Linked DNA regions of Homo sapiens: regions 2 and 3 are each linked to region 1. Evidence: chromatin loops called from intact Hi-C (ENCODE). Cell type or tissue: Calu3. All regions are shown on one strand.

Region 1 (2,500 bases):
TCCTGCCCGCAGCTCCACGGAACGGCTCAGCAGGCGGTCGATCTCAGCAGGCGGCGCGGCTCAGAGCCGCTCCGAGCCCGAAGCGCCTTTGGCGAGCTCCGTGGCGCACAGCACCCGCCGGCGAGGAGAAGCCATACGGACCCTCGGGCTCCTGTCGCGGCGGTCTCCTGCCCTTCTGGGCCTCCGCCTTCGCCCGCTGCTAGGGCTCCGAGCAGCAGCCAGCTGGAGCGGGAGGTCAGCGTGGCGGCGGCTACGCGCGCAGCGCCCGTTTGCGCCGGGAAGCGCCGGCGGCCATCTCCCCGCCCGCGCCCGCCGTGGGAGGAGGGGGCCGCCAGGCGGCAGGGACCGTGCGAGCGAGGAGAGCAGATGAAACTTTATGTACCAGAAGGCGTCCCGACTTTATCCGAGCCCGCCTCTCTCGGGCGCAGAAATAACTTGCGGCTTAGAGGACGGCCGGGGCTTGGGCGCGGGGGCCTCGGGGGTGCGCAGGAGCCTCCTGGACTCCTCTGTGGACAGCCGAGGGCTCCTGTCTGCCTCCGTGGTGGAGGACAAGAAATCAATTAGCCTGAGATTTCTACTACGCCCCCTCCAACTCTCCTAAAGGTCACACAAGCCCTGAGAATTTTCGGGAATCCACACGCTCGGGCGTCTGTGCGTCTCTGCCCAAGTGCAGGGAATCCAGCCTCAAAGTTCGACGCACACAACCCCAAGCCAGACCCGGAGAGTTTAAAGCATCAAGTCTCCAGATTGTCTCTGGCGTCCTGGAGGGACGATCGCTTCATCCCTATCTCTCCTGGCGCAGGTGGCAGCGTCCTGCCGCTCCGGTTGCTCCCCACGCGCGCTTGAGCGGGGTTTTTATAGCCAAGCTGCGCCGTTCACGTGCTCCTCGCCGCGTGGTCCCGGAACCTTTCTGGGAGCGGATCTCCGCGGGTAGTTCCTCCGAGGCCTCCAAGGTTCCTAGGGGCCTTTCTGCTCCCATCAAGGCGCACTCACCGGCTGTTCTGCTCGCCTGACAGCTCCCGGGCCCGTCGGCCGCCAGGTTGCTGGAGCCCCGCGCGGCCGGGTGCGCACCTGGGCCGGGCGGGAGGGTGTGGGTTCTCTGGAGCGCCCCCCAGCGCAACGTTACGCAAAGTGCAGGTGGCCGTGGATTGGGACCGGGGTGCGAGAAATCGGAGCTGGCTGTGGGCAGCAGCTTCTTGTGTGCGCTTCAGCCGCTCTTCAAAGTCAGTGCAACGCGTAGGTCAGCTCCACCTGAAGTTGATCCAGGGCGGCCACAGAGGACGCGGGGCCGTCCTCGGGTTCCGGGCTCAAGGTGGACGGCGCAGGGGTCCAGTCCACGTCCTAGGTGACATGAGACGCAGAGGGACCCAGATGTAAAATCGCCGTCTCCCTTCCACTCCACTGCACCCATGGAAATACTGCATAAGCCAGGACAGGAACGAAGACCTCGCAAAATAAAGTGTAATTGTGTTGGGGGCCAACGGCGCAGGGAGAAGGGAGTGTTTGTAGCCTTAATTGCAGTTTAGTCAATAAATCACTTATTCTGGGCTTCTGGGCAGGAACACCTGTCTTTTAGGGAAGAAGAACAGTTTTTCCAAATCTCTGAGATTGGGGAAGGGGTGGGCGGGCACAGGGTGAGGCAGTTCAGACGCAAGTGTTCTCTTCTTGCCTGGATGGTCCTAACCTAAGCAGCCCGGCCTCCTCTGGGCCTGCACTTCCTCTGGGGCCTGCTGGTGGCAGTGAAGTCCTATGCACTGCTGTTCATTTTTTTACCCCACCCCAGCCCCAACACACACGTTCTGGGGTAACCTCTTTGGAAGAATTGGGTCTCTAGGTTTGTAAGGCTGCCTCTCCACTCCTGAGAACCAGGGGGCAGACAGCAGCAGTTCTTACTTTGTGATAATTTGATGCAACCCGTAAAGAAGGCTTGAACATACCCAGTTATTTAATTGATTCAATTTCTTCACTCCAGAGTCATTCTCGGGTGGAAATGTTCTCAGCAGGAAGGGGGTCCCTGAAAGATCCTCTATTGTCTCAAGAGGTATGGACTGAGAGCTGTGGAAAGGTCATGAATATGCGGTATTTATTGCATATCATCGTGTATGAATATACAGTATCTATTACTGGAGAAAAGAGCTAGGATCACTTTATGCCTGATCTCAATATTGTTTATAAAAGAGTGATTAGAAGTTGCCAGATTGTCAGGGACCTGCCTTCCTGCCTTTCTTTTTTCTCTTACTTCTTTGTTTGTTTCTCTCTTCTCAGAAATAGGATTAGTGTTTGTGTCTTCTGACCTTTGCTTCAGATCTCAAAGTGTTGCATTTTCTTTGGATGACTTTGGGATTTTTGGCAGCCTCTATAACCTAATTAACTGTTCTAGACAGGCCGAAGTTTAGCATCTGCCAGTGTCACTGCAGACCAAGGCTGCAGAGGAGAGAGAATTTCACATTGTCTGTGGGCCACGCTGTAAAAGGCTCTTTGCACAGCCAGCTTTGCCTCA
Region 2 (2,500 bases), 140 kb before region 1:
GGGCTCTAGGGTCAGCTGGGATCGGTCATGTGTTTTAATCTTGGTAGCTGGCAGGTGTCTACATCACTCCATGAAGCTGGGTTCTACCACTGGCTTTTTAAGTTTTATTTTAAATTGACATAATAATTGTACATGGTTATGGGGTACAATATGATGTCTTGATACATATATACATTGTGTAATGATCAAATCAGGGTAATCAGCAACGTGTGCTAATTACCATTGGCTTCTAACTGGTGTGGCTGAGCAGAAGACTTCAGGCTTTAGCAAGTGTGGGCCCTTTAGGATTCCAACCCTGACTTAGGGTGGCTCTGTCCACAGATGAATGGCTATTTTTATGCAGGCAAGAAGATATTGGTATGTAGGTAGGGCTGTAGTTGCTAGCCTTGGAAAGCAGTCAGAATGGAGGCCAAAACATGGAAAGTTCTTTGGGGTAAAAGTCTTTTAGATGTATCTGGAGGCTGAATGACTTTGTGCTGCTGTTTCTCAGCTCTGCCTGTTGGCCAGAACTTGCAAGAGAAGACATAGCTGAGCTCCATGTGCACTGTGAACACCAGCAGTTCTAGCATTAAATGACTAGTACCAGGCCCAAGGAGGCAGCATTATTTTGGCTGTCTCAGAATCCATGAACTACCTTCAGGGACAAAAGAGAGAATATGGCTTTTTGTCATTATGTGGCTTGCCAAAGGCTCTGAAGAGTCACCTAGAAAAAGTATTATATATTCAAAATAAACAGAATATGCCATCTTCTTGGGTTGAGGTAGAGAACAACTCAATAAAATTATTACAAACCCAAGGGCTTATCCCTAGGAACCAGGGAATGAAGGAAGAACGCAAACGCTTTGAAGAATGTGCTGCAGTTTGACAATGGTATCAGGAGCAGTGGAAGATTGGAAACAAAATAAAGAAGGCAAACTGATTAAAAGCTAAAGAAAAGAAAGATTTTCCCTGAGGGAAAGGCTGACATCTTAGAAGACAGGCTAGATAGACATAAACTGTTTAAAAGCCAGAAGATGTGCCTAAGTCTGTCTGCTCCTAAAAAGGGAATCAGACGTGGGGAGGGAGAGCATCAGGATAAACAGCTAATGCATGTGAGGCTTAATACCTAGGTGATGGGTTGGTAGATGCAGCAAACCACCATGAGACATGTTTACCTATGTAACAGACCGGCACGTCCTGCAGGTTTTTATTTAACTATAAAAAAATTAAATAAAAAAATAAAAAGGGGTGAATAAGAAAAGTGGAGAGATCTTTAATCTGTTACTAGATCAGAAAGGGTGACCTGGGCCCAGTGAAAACCAAAGACAGAGGGCAGGATCTCAGAAAACAACTTGGAATTACTCCTCTAGAGGGCGCAAAAACCCAGAAAACTTTTGCAAACTTACTAAAAACGTTCAGAGTCCAAAGTAAGAGCCATGGGGCACTCTCATCCTGATGACTGGGTTAGTGTACAAAGCAGTTACCTATGTGGGCAGGTGTGATATGAAAAGGCTGCGGAAAGCAGCATATAACACTCAAAGAATTCCTAGGTGAGTTTTCAGGTGATAGAGCCAGCGTAGGGGGCATGCAGGTGTTTTCTATGCCCTGAGGGACTTGCTTGAGAAACCTACGAGATCAGAACTCAAAGAGAAGACACAGACAAGATGAGACATATTCTATGTGAACAGACAGGCCAATAATAGAGCAGTTCAGGTTTAGGTTCTCTGCTAATCTGATGGGAGAATATTACCCAGGTGGGATTCTCCAATCTAGAGAAAGGCACAATTTATTTGAAAAGTAGGCGTCTCTGGCATATCAAGAACATAATTTCATTATTTTTCACCACAGGAAAGCCCACATGATGAAATCTAAAGAGATATCTTAGAAAATCAAATTGTTTTGGCTGTAAATCAAAGGGGGAGAGGGAGAAAGCCCTCAAATTTAGTAAACAGGGCTAGTCCCATATGTGTTAGATAAGGGAAGAAACCAAGTTAAGGTTAAATTGTCAGAAATTCTCGGGTCTTCCTAAAAGACTGCTACTGCAGAGAAAGATTACACAGAGAAATGCACCTTAGGCTTCAAATAATCAAAGTCTGAGGGAAGATAAGTGTTTTAAGGAGAACACAGCAGAAGAAATGGTTGTCAGCAGGCTCTTGAGACAACAACAGCACTTTCAGCTCAGGAGTTTTTTTCAGGCGGCCGGGTGCGGTGGCTTACATCAGTAACCCCACCACTTTGGGAGGTCAAGGTGGGTGGATTGCCTGAGCTTAGGAGTTCAAGACCAGCCTTGGCAACATGGTGAAACCCCATCTCCACTAAAAAAAATCCAAAAATTAGCCAGGCCTGGTGGTGTGCGCCTGTAATCCCAGCTACTCGGGAGGCTGAGGCACAAGAATTGCTTGAACCTGGTGAGTGGAGGCTGCAGTGAGCCGTGATCACGCCATTGCACTCCAGCCTGGGTGACAGAGCCAGAGCCTGCCTCAATAAATAAATAAATAAATATATAAAAAATAAAAATAAA
Region 3 (2,500 bases), 830 kb after region 1:
ATTAGGATAAAATCTCTCTCATTTCTTCTGTTTTCCTACCTCCAAATTTAAAAGCAAGGAGGGATGAGGTGGGACTGTATCTTAGAAAAAATAAAAGGTTTATATTTTACATTTAAAAGATTAGCTACAGGACAGAACAGATTACTAAGTGGTACAAATCACAGTAGGTATTTCTGCAAATAATTACACATCAATTATTCAGTAAAAATTTAATACCACTGATATTTACCAAATAAGAGATGTAACAAAATAATGACTAAGACATAGTCTTCCTCTAGAACTGATGAGATGATCATGAAGATTTTTTGTATCAGTAAGGTAAGTGATAATAATTTTTTGCTCCATATTATGGCTAGAAATGAGCACATAAATACATTTAATGAAAGCAACTATTTGATGACATGTTTCTTTTTATAGAGACAGCCCATAATTGTGCCAGTCTAAAGATAGTGTTCCTTTCATCTAAGTTGAAATTGAAGTTAGAGAATTCTTTGTATTTGCCAAGAAAACACTCAAACTTCTCACATTTTCCTCAAGAGGTATCTACTACCTAAAACATTTTAGATCATGTGGGAAATTCAAGTGCTTATATGAATATTAGCTCTTAATTGCCCTTCTAGATTTTCTAAGTAATTGAAGAATAAATGTAAAAGAAAAAAAAAACTGAACACAAGCCAAATTTCTTCTTTGTACAATATTTCTTGAGCCAGCAGAAGAAAAATAGAAAGGGAGAGACTATGTGTTTTCAAAAGATAGCATTTCTGCCCCCTAACAATAAGAAAACAATGTGCTAGTTATTTGTCTTTCTTTCTCCAAAAAAATTTTTTTAAATACTGGGGATTAATACATACGTCCACAATCATTTCATTCCCAAATAAAAAATTAAGATTTGAGCAAGTGCAGAGAACTGTTTCTGAGTTTACAAGTGCCCCCGTGTGGAAATGAGCAATTATTACTCTTTCACAATTTCATTCTATTAGCTTACTATCACACCTGCTACCTGAGATTTATGAAGATTTCTGATGAAAGTCATCAATTAATCATTCCAACAAGATAATTGTGAACTTTTTAGCCACTCAGATATATTTGATGGCACCATTGATAAATGCGAGCCAAAGATACAAACAAGCATCATTTTGTTTCTTGTATCTGTAATGCTTATTATAGTTCCTGGCACAAAACAGAAGACAAAGACATATTTTTTGAACTAATAAAATTATGATTGTGCAGTCACATAAGCAAGAAATCTAAAGGCACATTCATTCTTCATACTCATTCAGATGGTGAGTATAAAGTAACCAAGTTCCATTGATTATACTTCTGAAATTTCACTCAAATTCAGACCTACTCCATTTTGCTATCCAAGTTTAAGTCCAAAAAGTTTCTTCTCTAATCATTGGTAAAGCCCAGTTTGACCCAACATTCACTACTAGCAGAGGTATTCTACAATAGAAAATTGATTAACTGTCCTTCTGGCCTTTAAGAAAACTGAAGTAGAACTTCTAGTTTGTTTGAGTGAGAAGATTGGCACATTTCGTCCTCAAAAACAAAAATAGCTGTAATACCAAATAAAATATTTAAAAACAAACTTTTTCAAAGCCCTAGAAATTGATGTATGGTAACAAGCAGAAATAATGTCTTTTCTGTAGCGGTCAATACTTAATGCTCTAGTTATCCATGTGGGTAATCATCCTTTGAAGTCATTAAAAGAATAATGCATGATCGAATTAAAATTAAAATTTCAGGTTCCAATTCACATTTGTGAAAAACTTGCTAATCTCAATATATTTGCCCATGTTTTCATAAGATATTTTGATATTTTTTAAAAGATATAAATACTTTGTTGGTTTTTCTTAATCTTCAAGATCCAAATTATCAATAATGCATTTAAGTTAATAAAATTATTTGGTAGTAGAATAATTCTAATAATAAAATAAGGTTAGATTTTTTACTAAACTAATACTTTTATGTACCTTTGTGTAGCCCATTGTAATTAAAACAAACAAAAGCAAGAGTAATTTTGAGCTAAAATTCTATTAGAATTAATAATATTTATTCAGATTTTATTAATGAAGAAAAGAAGGAGGCATAGGTATTTGACATTGAGAATTCAGAGTGCATTATCTTATAAGAGATTCTTTTTAAACTTCTCATTTTATCAAAATTATGAATAATTAGTTTTAAATATGAGTCGTGAGGATTGACAATTGAGTAAAGAGGAATAAAACTTATTGCAAAAATATAAAAAAATATTTTACTTATCTCTTGTCTGATCCTGTTACTCAGTTAATATATAATTATTATACAAAGGTTGAAGTAAGATGGTTTCCAGTATATTAGGGCCAAGGTCTATGCTGTCATTAATACATTTAGCAAAAAGTAGTTTGAAGGGTTTTCGTATTAATATGCCAATGCTGCATTACAGATATGCATGCTGTGCAGTGGCAGCATGCTGCTAGCTGGTAGGATTTTTTTTTCTCCCCATTTCAATAGAATTCCA

What was found. Hi-C counts contacts between places; a loop is a spot of excess contacts. Peaks named below come from ENCODE experiments on the same cell type or tissue, not always from the same donor. Only the 100,000 strongest peaks of a DNase experiment are listed, where the experiment ranks them.
Region 2: a loop joins it to region 1, with 8 times the contacts of the local background. A loop is called at or near these places in 7 of 110 quality-filtered maps.
Region 3: a loop joins it to region 1, with 4 times the contacts of the local background. A loop is called at or near these places in 2 of 110 quality-filtered maps.

The regions. Positions count from the first base shown.
Region 1 is chr4:37,242,514-37,245,013 of GRCh38, reverse strand. It overlaps NWD2 (NACHT and WD repeat domain containing 2), which reads right to left and starts at 271. Exons shown (of 7, transcript NM_001144990.2): 1 at 1-271. In Calu3, CTCF peaks have their summits at 74, 327 (motif pointing right) and 1,133; DNase peaks (open chromatin) are centred at 113 and 1,083.
Region 2 is chr4:37,382,670-37,385,169 of GRCh38, reverse strand. All of the region lies in intron 3 of NWD2 (NACHT and WD repeat domain containing 2), which reads right to left. Among named protein-coding and RNA genes, the nearest start is that of PGCKA1, 70 kb to the left of the region's middle. In Calu3, CTCF peaks have their summits at 1,237 and 1,442; a DNase peak (open chromatin) is centred at 1,359.
Region 3 is chr4:36,412,879-36,415,378 of GRCh38, reverse strand. No RefSeq gene overlaps it. Among named protein-coding and RNA genes, the nearest start is that of MIR1255B1, 12 kb to the left of the region's middle. In Calu3, a CTCF peak has its summit at 980 (motif pointing left); no DNase peak of the experiment used is centred here.